2 separate regions of the Homo sapiens genome follow, and region 1 is linked to region 2. The links are chromatin contacts, found by Hi-C or POLR2A ChIA-PET in ENCODE. All regions are on one chromosome and are shown on one strand. Each heading gives the region's core, a stretch centred on a gene start or an enhancer-like site at or near the end of the contact. The rest is flanking DNA. Distances are from core to core; before and after follow the strand shown.

The links. Hi-C counts contacts between places; a loop is a spot of excess contacts on that map. ChIA-PET counts read pairs that join two places held with the same protein, here RNA polymerase II (POLR2A). Pooled maps may share reads with other maps.
Region 1: a loop to region 2 is called in a pooled map, with 22 times the contacts of the local background. The contact joins the promoter of NRTN here to the enhancer-like site in region 2. A Hi-C loop is called at or near these places in 1 of 37 single-sample maps with no recorded cell type and 7 of 50 pooled maps. POLR2A ChIA-PET finds 5 or more read pairs at or near these places in 1 of 52 experiments (MCF 10A).

The regions. Positions count from the first base shown.
Region 1 is chr19:5,802,150-5,806,385 of GRCh38, reverse strand. NRTN (neurturin) reads right to left here and starts at 1,319. Exons shown (of 3, transcript NM_004558.5): 1 at 935-1,319. RefSeq lists an enhancer at 2,134-2,428 and a silencer at 2,129-2,428.
Region 2 is chr19:6,047,600-6,051,283 of GRCh38, reverse strand. The region is part of intron 1 of RFX2 (regulatory factor X2); the gene reads left to right. Among named protein-coding and RNA genes, the nearest start is that of RFX2-AS1, 13 kb to the left of the region's middle. RefSeq lists a silencer at 2,259-2,378. Within about 2 kb of position 2,308, at least 3 of the 41 ENCODE cell types and tissues checked have a DNase peak (open chromatin) inside an H3K27ac peak, as active enhancers do.

The DNA of each region.
Region 1 (4,236 bases), core at 70-2,569, 240 kb after region 2:
CCCCCCTGCTTTAAGCCCCTGGCCCCACTCCCCAAATCTGGACCAATGACGAGCCCTGCAGGTAATCACAGGCCTGTGGGCAGGTCGGATGCGTTCTGGGGAGGGGACAGTGGTGGCATTCACCCTGGGAGAGCCATTTCTCTCTCCAGCACACCCCCCTCCCCACTAATCTGTCTGCAGCCCCCTTGGGCCTAATAACTCCTAATCCACAAACCACCTCCTGGGACAATTCGGGGCTATCCCCGTGCAGGAGACACCTTTTATAAAAAGCAGGAAAGGCAGGCACAGCCTCCCGCCACTTCACATCCAGGCTTTGCCCTTAAGGGACCCCCACCCCCAACACCAAAGGGTTTCACGCCCTCTGGTGGCTGAACGGGCTGCTCCAGGAGCCGAGAGGGCCCGGCCCTCACCGGAGGACACCGTGTCCCCGGCGGCGGCGGCGGCGAGCAGGGAACGCGCCACTGACAGATGTTTACTTCTGTGCGCAGCTGGACCGCGACGGCAGCCCCCCGCCCGGGCTCTGCAGGATCCGGAAGCCCCCCAACGGCCCCTTGGAGACCACATGGCTAAAGGGCTGTCTGGGTCTCGCCCTCCTAGAGGCTAAGGGGATTCTGGGGAGGGCACCGTGCGTTCCTCAGATGCACACTTGGAGGTTTTAGGAGACAGGAGTGCGCCCGCCCCGTCGGACAGGGACACCGCGGCTGGATTCGGGCTTGGAGAGCCGCTTAGGATCTGGCTTCACGCCCCCGCCCCTCCCCACGCGCTGACCTGTCGTCCCTCTGACCCCACCCTCATACACCCGCTGGTTCTGCTGCAGGAGGGAATCCCCTGGTCTACTCGGAGTCCTCAGCACCCTCCATGCCCCGTCCATGGGGCAGGTCGTCCCCGTCGTACCCTGCTGCCCCCCCACCTGCCCCGCCTGCCCCTTGCTTACCTGCTGTGGGCGCCGGACTACCCGTCAGTGGCGGCCGCGCGGCCCCAGCCCCTGCCCCAGCCGCCGCGACCGCCATCCGGGCCGCCTGGGCCCGCGGTGCCCGGGGGGGGCCCGGGCCGGAGGGGGCGGCCGCGGGCGGGGTGCGGCGCGGGCCGGCCCATGGGGCCCCCCGGGCTCGCTTAGCCGCGGGCTGCGGCCATCCCGGGCCGGCGGGGGCTGGGGCTGGGGGTGGGTGCCCTGGACGGCCGGCGGCTCAGAGGGCGCGGGGCGCGGGGGCGCACGGACGGCGCAGGCGGCCTCGGCGCGCAGCACGGGGCTCCGGGGCGGCGGCGAGAGGGACCTGGGCACTCGGAGCGGCTTCAGGGCGCGCTCTCCCGCCGCCTCCGCCCGTCCCGCCGCGGACGGCTCGGCCGGCGCGGGGCCGGGGGCGGGGCCGGGGGCGGGGCTGGGGGCGGTGGCTCGGGTTTCCCCGGCCCTCCCCGCCCTCCCCGCCCCCGCCGGAGGGGACCGGAGGAGCGCAGGTGGCAGAGGCGCGGGAACCAACCACAGAGCCCCCTTTAGACGGCTTTCTCCCCCGGCCCCGGGGACTCCGACGGCTCCCCTTCGGGAGAGCCGGGACCCCAAGACACCCCCTCCGAAGGTGTCTAAGAGCCGCAGCTGTCCCGACGCCAGTGCCTGTGGCCCTTGGCGCCCCCCACATTCTATCGAGGATCTGACCTTTCTGCCAGACCTCCCAAACCTGTCCCAGGTCCCCTTCCAGAGAACAAGGCGCCAAGAAGTCCCTTCACTAAAGAAGCCCCTCAAGGGAAGCCCCCAGAGCGGCGCCCCCCTCAAACTAGCTGTTTCCCATCCTCACTCCGGGGACCCCTGACGGCTCCTCTTGCCTAAATCCGGAGCTCCAAGACGCTCCCCCGACCCCTTCTGGCGAACTAAGACCCATGGCCCACACCCCAACAGCTGTGGCCCCCGCATACAGCTCCCCCCACCCCACTGAGGATTGGGGTGTCCCCCTCCAATCTCGTCCCAGGTTCTCCTTCCCCAGAAGCTGAAGAAGCCCCCTCCCAAGAAAGCTCTTCCAGGGAACTGAGACGCAAAGTCTTCCCCTCGGACGGATGACGACACCCGCTGTCCTCAGCGCCCCCCATCAAGCAGTAAGTCCCCCAGTGCGGCCTCAGAGCCCTGCAGGGGATTTCTCGCTCCTAGCTCCCGCCGGCGCCCCCTCCTGGCACCAAGGCTCACGGGCAGGGGAGCCCAAACCCACCCGGGCTCCTCCCCGACGGCTCCGCGCTCCCACAGCGCTCCCTGGCGGCGCCGGGCTAACTCGGGGACGGGACTGGGATGGCTGAGCTGGGCTGGGACTGCTGCGGCCCCGCCCCCGCCCCGCGGGGTGACCGAAAAACTCCCGCCCTGCAGACTCCTCCCCGCGCCGCCTGCGTTCTTGGAGCCCCCGTGCTCTGGTTTCTCGCTCCCGCCGCTGAGGTTCTTGGGGCCTCCTCCTCACTCCGGCCCTGGCTGCCTGCATGTTTCTGATTCCAGCAGCCTGGGGGTTCGCATGCAGATTAGGCCTTCCTAGAAGATCCCTAACCCCAACATATGCACGTCCCCACAAAGCGCCTGTAAAACTTGCGGGGCCGCGCAGTGCGCGCGGTGATGGGGACACTCACGCAGCCTCGCCTCCTGCTGCACGCGGGCTGATGCACGCGGTGCTGTGCACGTGCGCGGGGTGCGTGCTGGAATGTGAGTTGTGGGTGGGGGGACGAGAGAACGGACCTATGTCAGAGAAGTGGCAGCCTGTTCCCAGATCTAGGATGGAAGTTAACAGGGATCTGTGTTCTGTGTGGCCTTGGGCCTTCCCCCCCGTGCCTCAGTTTCCCCACTTGTAACAGGGTATTACTAGTAGATCTTCACTGTGTTCTAGTAAGGACTGAATGAGTGTGAACAAGCTTGTATAAGTAATGAGTAAATGTGAATAAGTAAGTGAGTAAGCCTGGCAAGTTGGGGGTGATGTCCCAATGTCTGCCATTACTAGTGTTCCCAAATGTTCACTCCCAGAAACCCACTCCCAGTGACACACATACCCTAACCTCAAACACACACCCTCAAACCTTTATTCCCGGTGGGGTCACCCCCCCTGCCATCTCTCTTTTTTTTTTTTTTTTTTTTGAGACGGAGTCTTGCTCTGTTGCCCAGGCTGGAGTGCAATGGCATAATCTCGGCTCACTGCAACCTTCGCCTCCTGGGTTCATGTGATTCTCCTGCCTCAGCTTCCCAAGTAGCTGGGACTACAGGCGCGCGCCACCACGCCCAGTTTAGTAGAGAAGGGGTTTCACCATGTTGGTCAGGATGGTCTCGATCTCTTAACCTCGTGATCCGCCCGCTTCGGCCTCCCGAAGTGCTGGGATTAGAGGCGTGAGCCACCGCGCCCGGCCTATCTTTCCTTCTCACACAAACCTAGACGCCCTAGTGAGCACAGACACTCCTGCACTGTCACACCCCGCCCCACCCCCGGGTCCTCACACGCAGACACACGCTGACACAACCCCTCCACGAGTATCTCACAAGGTCACGCGTACACTCTCCTGCGGGGGTCCTTCCTTACCCCACGCCCTTCTGAATGCACTCATGCCCACAGACCCGGGGTTCACTCAGCCCGACACACACACACACACACACACACACACACACTCTCAGCAGATCCTTACACACCCCCACGCTGCCTGGCACTGGTTAGTACACACACACACACCCACACACACACACAGACACACACATACACCCCGGGCCCCGTCTGGAAGGCACAGCCACCCCTGCACACACACAGCAGGGCCAGGAGCCCACCCCCACCCCAGCCCTCCATCATTAAGCTGTCACCAGCTGCCCCTCCACTGCCTCCCGCTCACCCCACACCGCCTGTGCCCCCTCCCCGCCGCGGCTGGGGGCCATGGGGGCGGGGGCCGAGCAGACACATGGGGCGCAGGACACACACACATGTGCCCACCATGTGGACGCTTGTAAAACGGTTGCCCCGGCAACAGCGACTTGAAAGAGTTGGTTCTTCCTCTGGGATTGGGGGGAGACGCTAGGGGCGTGTCCAAGGTAGGGGGCGGGGCGGGGCGCAGGAGGTGGGGACGCGAGGACCTACGCCCAGCTACAGCCATTCCACTCAGGGACACACACGCTGAAACAACCACACACGTGGTTGGAGACCCCGTCGCACCGGGGGACACGGAGACCCTGCCTTGCTCAGCCCCATGTGGTCACACCAGGAACACAGTTCCTTCCATCCTGACACCCTCCCAAAT
Region 2 (3,684 bases), core at 1,059-3,558:
TTAAGAGAAGAAAAGGAAAAATATAAAATATATAAAAATACGGTTTTTTATAATTACCTGCGTATTTATCATTTTAAGTGATATTTACTCCTAATAGATCCAAATTTACCATCTGGTATTAATTCCTTTCATTCTGAAGAACTTCCATTAGCATTTCTCATGGTAGGCAGAAAATTTTATCAGGTTTTGTTTATGCAAAAAATGTCTTTATTCCACCTTCAGTTTTTAAGAATAGTTTTGCTGGAGATAGAATTCTGGGCTGATAGGGTTTTCCCCCCCAGCATATTAAAAATGTCACTCCATTGTCTTCTGGTTGCCATTGTTATTGATGAGAAGCCAGTCATCATCTGTGCCCTTGTTCTCCGAATATAATATGTAGTTTTTCTCTGACTGCTTCTTTTAACAGTTTAACCATGACATACCTATCTTGGCTTTCTTTGTATTCTTTTTAGGGTTTGTTGAGATTTTTGGACCTCTAAGTTGATATCCATCACCCAATGTAGAGGTGTTTGGCCATTTTTCAATATTTTTTTCTCTTACATTCTCTTTTTCTCTTCTGGGACTCTCGTTACATATATATTAGACAGTTTGTTCTATTCATGTTTCTTCATATATTTTCTCTTCATTCTTCAGATTGGGTAAATGCTTTTTATCTATTGTTAAGTTCACTAACTCTTTCCATTATCTTTAACCAGCTGTTGAGTGCATCCAGTTAAGTTTTTGTTTCAGTTATTGCTCTAGAATTTCTATTTGGTTCTCCTTTTATACTTTGTTTCTTGATTGAGATTCCCATATGTTCATTCATTATGTATATAACTTCCTTTAAGTTCTTGAAGTTATTTTTAGTAGCTGCTTTAGTCCTTGAATGCTATCTGTATCATCTGGGTTATCTTGCGTTTGGTTATAATTAACTGCTTTTCTTTTTTCTTTTTATTTGTTACTCTTTCTTTTGAGTGTATGTTACACTTTCCTGTTTCTTTTCATAGCTCATGGTTTTTACTGGGTCCTGGACATCATTAATGATGTATTGTAGAATCTGTAGGTTCATCTGAGTTCCCCTGAAGGCAAGTGACTTGGCTAGATTCAAACTCTCCCTCCTGCAACAGGCAGCAGCTGAAATCTTCACTTAATTTTTTTATCTTTGCACTGCTGGTTTTTCCCCAAGACCCCTGGTATCTCCCCCACACCTTTGTGGTGTAGTTGCTTAGCCAAAGATTCAGGTGTATTTTGTAGGAAGATTTGAGGGCTCACCCCTTCTGTGGCTCTCTCTCTTCCAGAATCTCCACACCCCAGCATTCAGAACTCTGTCCTCTGACCCTTCAGGATAACGAGGCTGATGCTTTCTGGCACCCAAGCATTTGTGGACTGGGGCATGCCCACAGGCAAAAAGCCACAGACTCATTGGTCTGACCTATAAGACAACACATGGTAAATAGTGTGTTAAATTAGGGGAACAGGCTGGGCACGGTGGCTTATGCCTGTAATCCCAGCACTTTGGGAGGCTGAGGCAGGCAGATCACATGAGGCCAGGAGTTTGAGACCAGCCTGACCAACATGGTGAAGCCCCGTTTCTATAAAAATACAAAAATTAGCCAGGCATGATGGTGGGTGCCTGTAATCTCGTCTATTCAGGGGACTGAGGTGGGAGAATCACTTGAACCCAGGAGGCAGAGCCAAGATCATGCCATTGCACTCCAGCCTGGGTGACAGAGCAAGACTTCGTCTCAAAAAACAATAATAATAATTAATAAAAATAAATTAGGGGAACACATTCATGTGTAAATGCCTGTGATGTGGAACAACTTGCTTTCTGGAAGGTGCATTCTGGCCATGGTGGACAGACCACGGTCTCGCCATTTATCCCCAACACTCTCATGGCCTCTTCTTACTTAAATAAGGTCTGGAGTTTGGAGCAAAATTATTTCCACCTGCGGAACAAGGAACTGGTCTTAGTCAAGTCAGCATTCTGACTTTATCACTGGTGGACTCCTTTCACAAAGAGTTCTAGTCAAATTATCTCCTAGTATCACTGATGCTACCCGCTTGGCTTCAGACGGGAACAGCATGGTGGATGGTGTGCAAATGACTGATTTAAACATTTAAAGGAAACTGTAAATACAAGCAGCTTGTAACAGAAAAATTCCAAAGGTCAGTTCTGTCAAAGACAGAGAGTGAGTTGAGGACTCAGGAAATACACTATGGGAAATTTACAATCTTTTGAAAGAGTAGAAGGTAGGAGGTGCGGGCTGTGTAAGGTTTAGTTAACGCCCCAGCCAATCACCGTGTGGCTCTGGGGCCATCTAGTGGTGAGAAGTGAGTCAGGCTCACACAGAACAGAAAAATCCCCAGGCACTGGCCGTGGGGCTCTGGGTGGCATCGAAGGCGTTTGGGAGGGGACGGGGGCGGGGGCCGGGGAGCGGTGGTGGTCGGGGAATAGTCCCCAACAATACAGATGGGATTAATCCAGCACACTCGAATTCAAACACACATATCCCTTTCTGCTTTCCTTAGGTAAATTAATTTATTGTAAGTTTGACTTTTCATTTTTAAAAAGCTTAAAATTTTTTTCACTCATTATAAGAGATAAAACCTCTGGGGGTGATAGAGAAACGTAAAAGTTCTAGCAAATGTCTATTGTGTTCTGACGATGTCGTGGGCACCGCGATGTATGTCTGAGGTTCAGTCCTCACCACCCCCAGCAGGCAGGAGCCATGGAGACCCCACACTGGGAGGGTGACATGCTCAAAGCTGGTGCCAGGACGGGGGACTGGTGTGCCTGATCACAAAGCCACCTCCCTACCTAAGTGTGTGTACTTAACTATGTCTCAAATGCTCAACATAGCCGATTGTTTATTTAAAAGTGAAGACTGTTCGACTTTTAGCATTTTCATGGAACAAATTTGTATCATCTGCCACGATATTAAATGAGTGGTTTTATATAGAATTGTAAAACTACCTATTTGAAAGATGTATGCCTCTGACAGCAAAGAAATATATGTTTATACTTTCTTGTGGGCAAAGATGGCTTTGAACAGAAGGCAGTTTTTACTTACTGCCAAAATTCGTGAGGACTTTTATCCAGCCCAGGATAAAATGTACTGTTTCTTTGCTCCCTCTGCAGGTCACCTTTTCTCTCCCTAGCCAGTGGTTCTCACACTGCCCTCCAGGGGTCACTTGGCAATATCTGAACACATTTGTGATTGCCACAGCTTGGGGAGGGGGCGCTCCTGGCATGGAATGGGTGGAGGCCAGGGGTGCTGCTCAGCACCCTGCCGTGCCCAGAATGGGCCTCCAACAGCAAAGAAGTATCCAGCTCAAATGTCAACGGTGCCACAGTGGGGAAACCCAGCCTTAGAGTTTCTCCCGTTGTCGTTTGGGGTGCAGTAGCTTCCCAAATGGCAGTCACCCACCCAGAGCTTTTGATTTCTGGGTAAATGAGGAAACAATTGAGCCCTTCAAAATAGTTCAACCTGCTCAGACTTGGGCACAGAGCCAGTGTCCCGGCCTTCTGTTGAGGAATTCCTGCCATTGTGCGCTGACAGAGCCCTTTTTGGGTTTTATATTTGGAAAACTTTCTCTGGCCCCTCTCTCCTTCTGTGGGACAGTTGTGCAGCCTGTTTCCGCAGCTCCTCACTTAGGCAGTACCACCAGGGTCTCTGCCTTTCGACTTTGAAGAATGTAGCT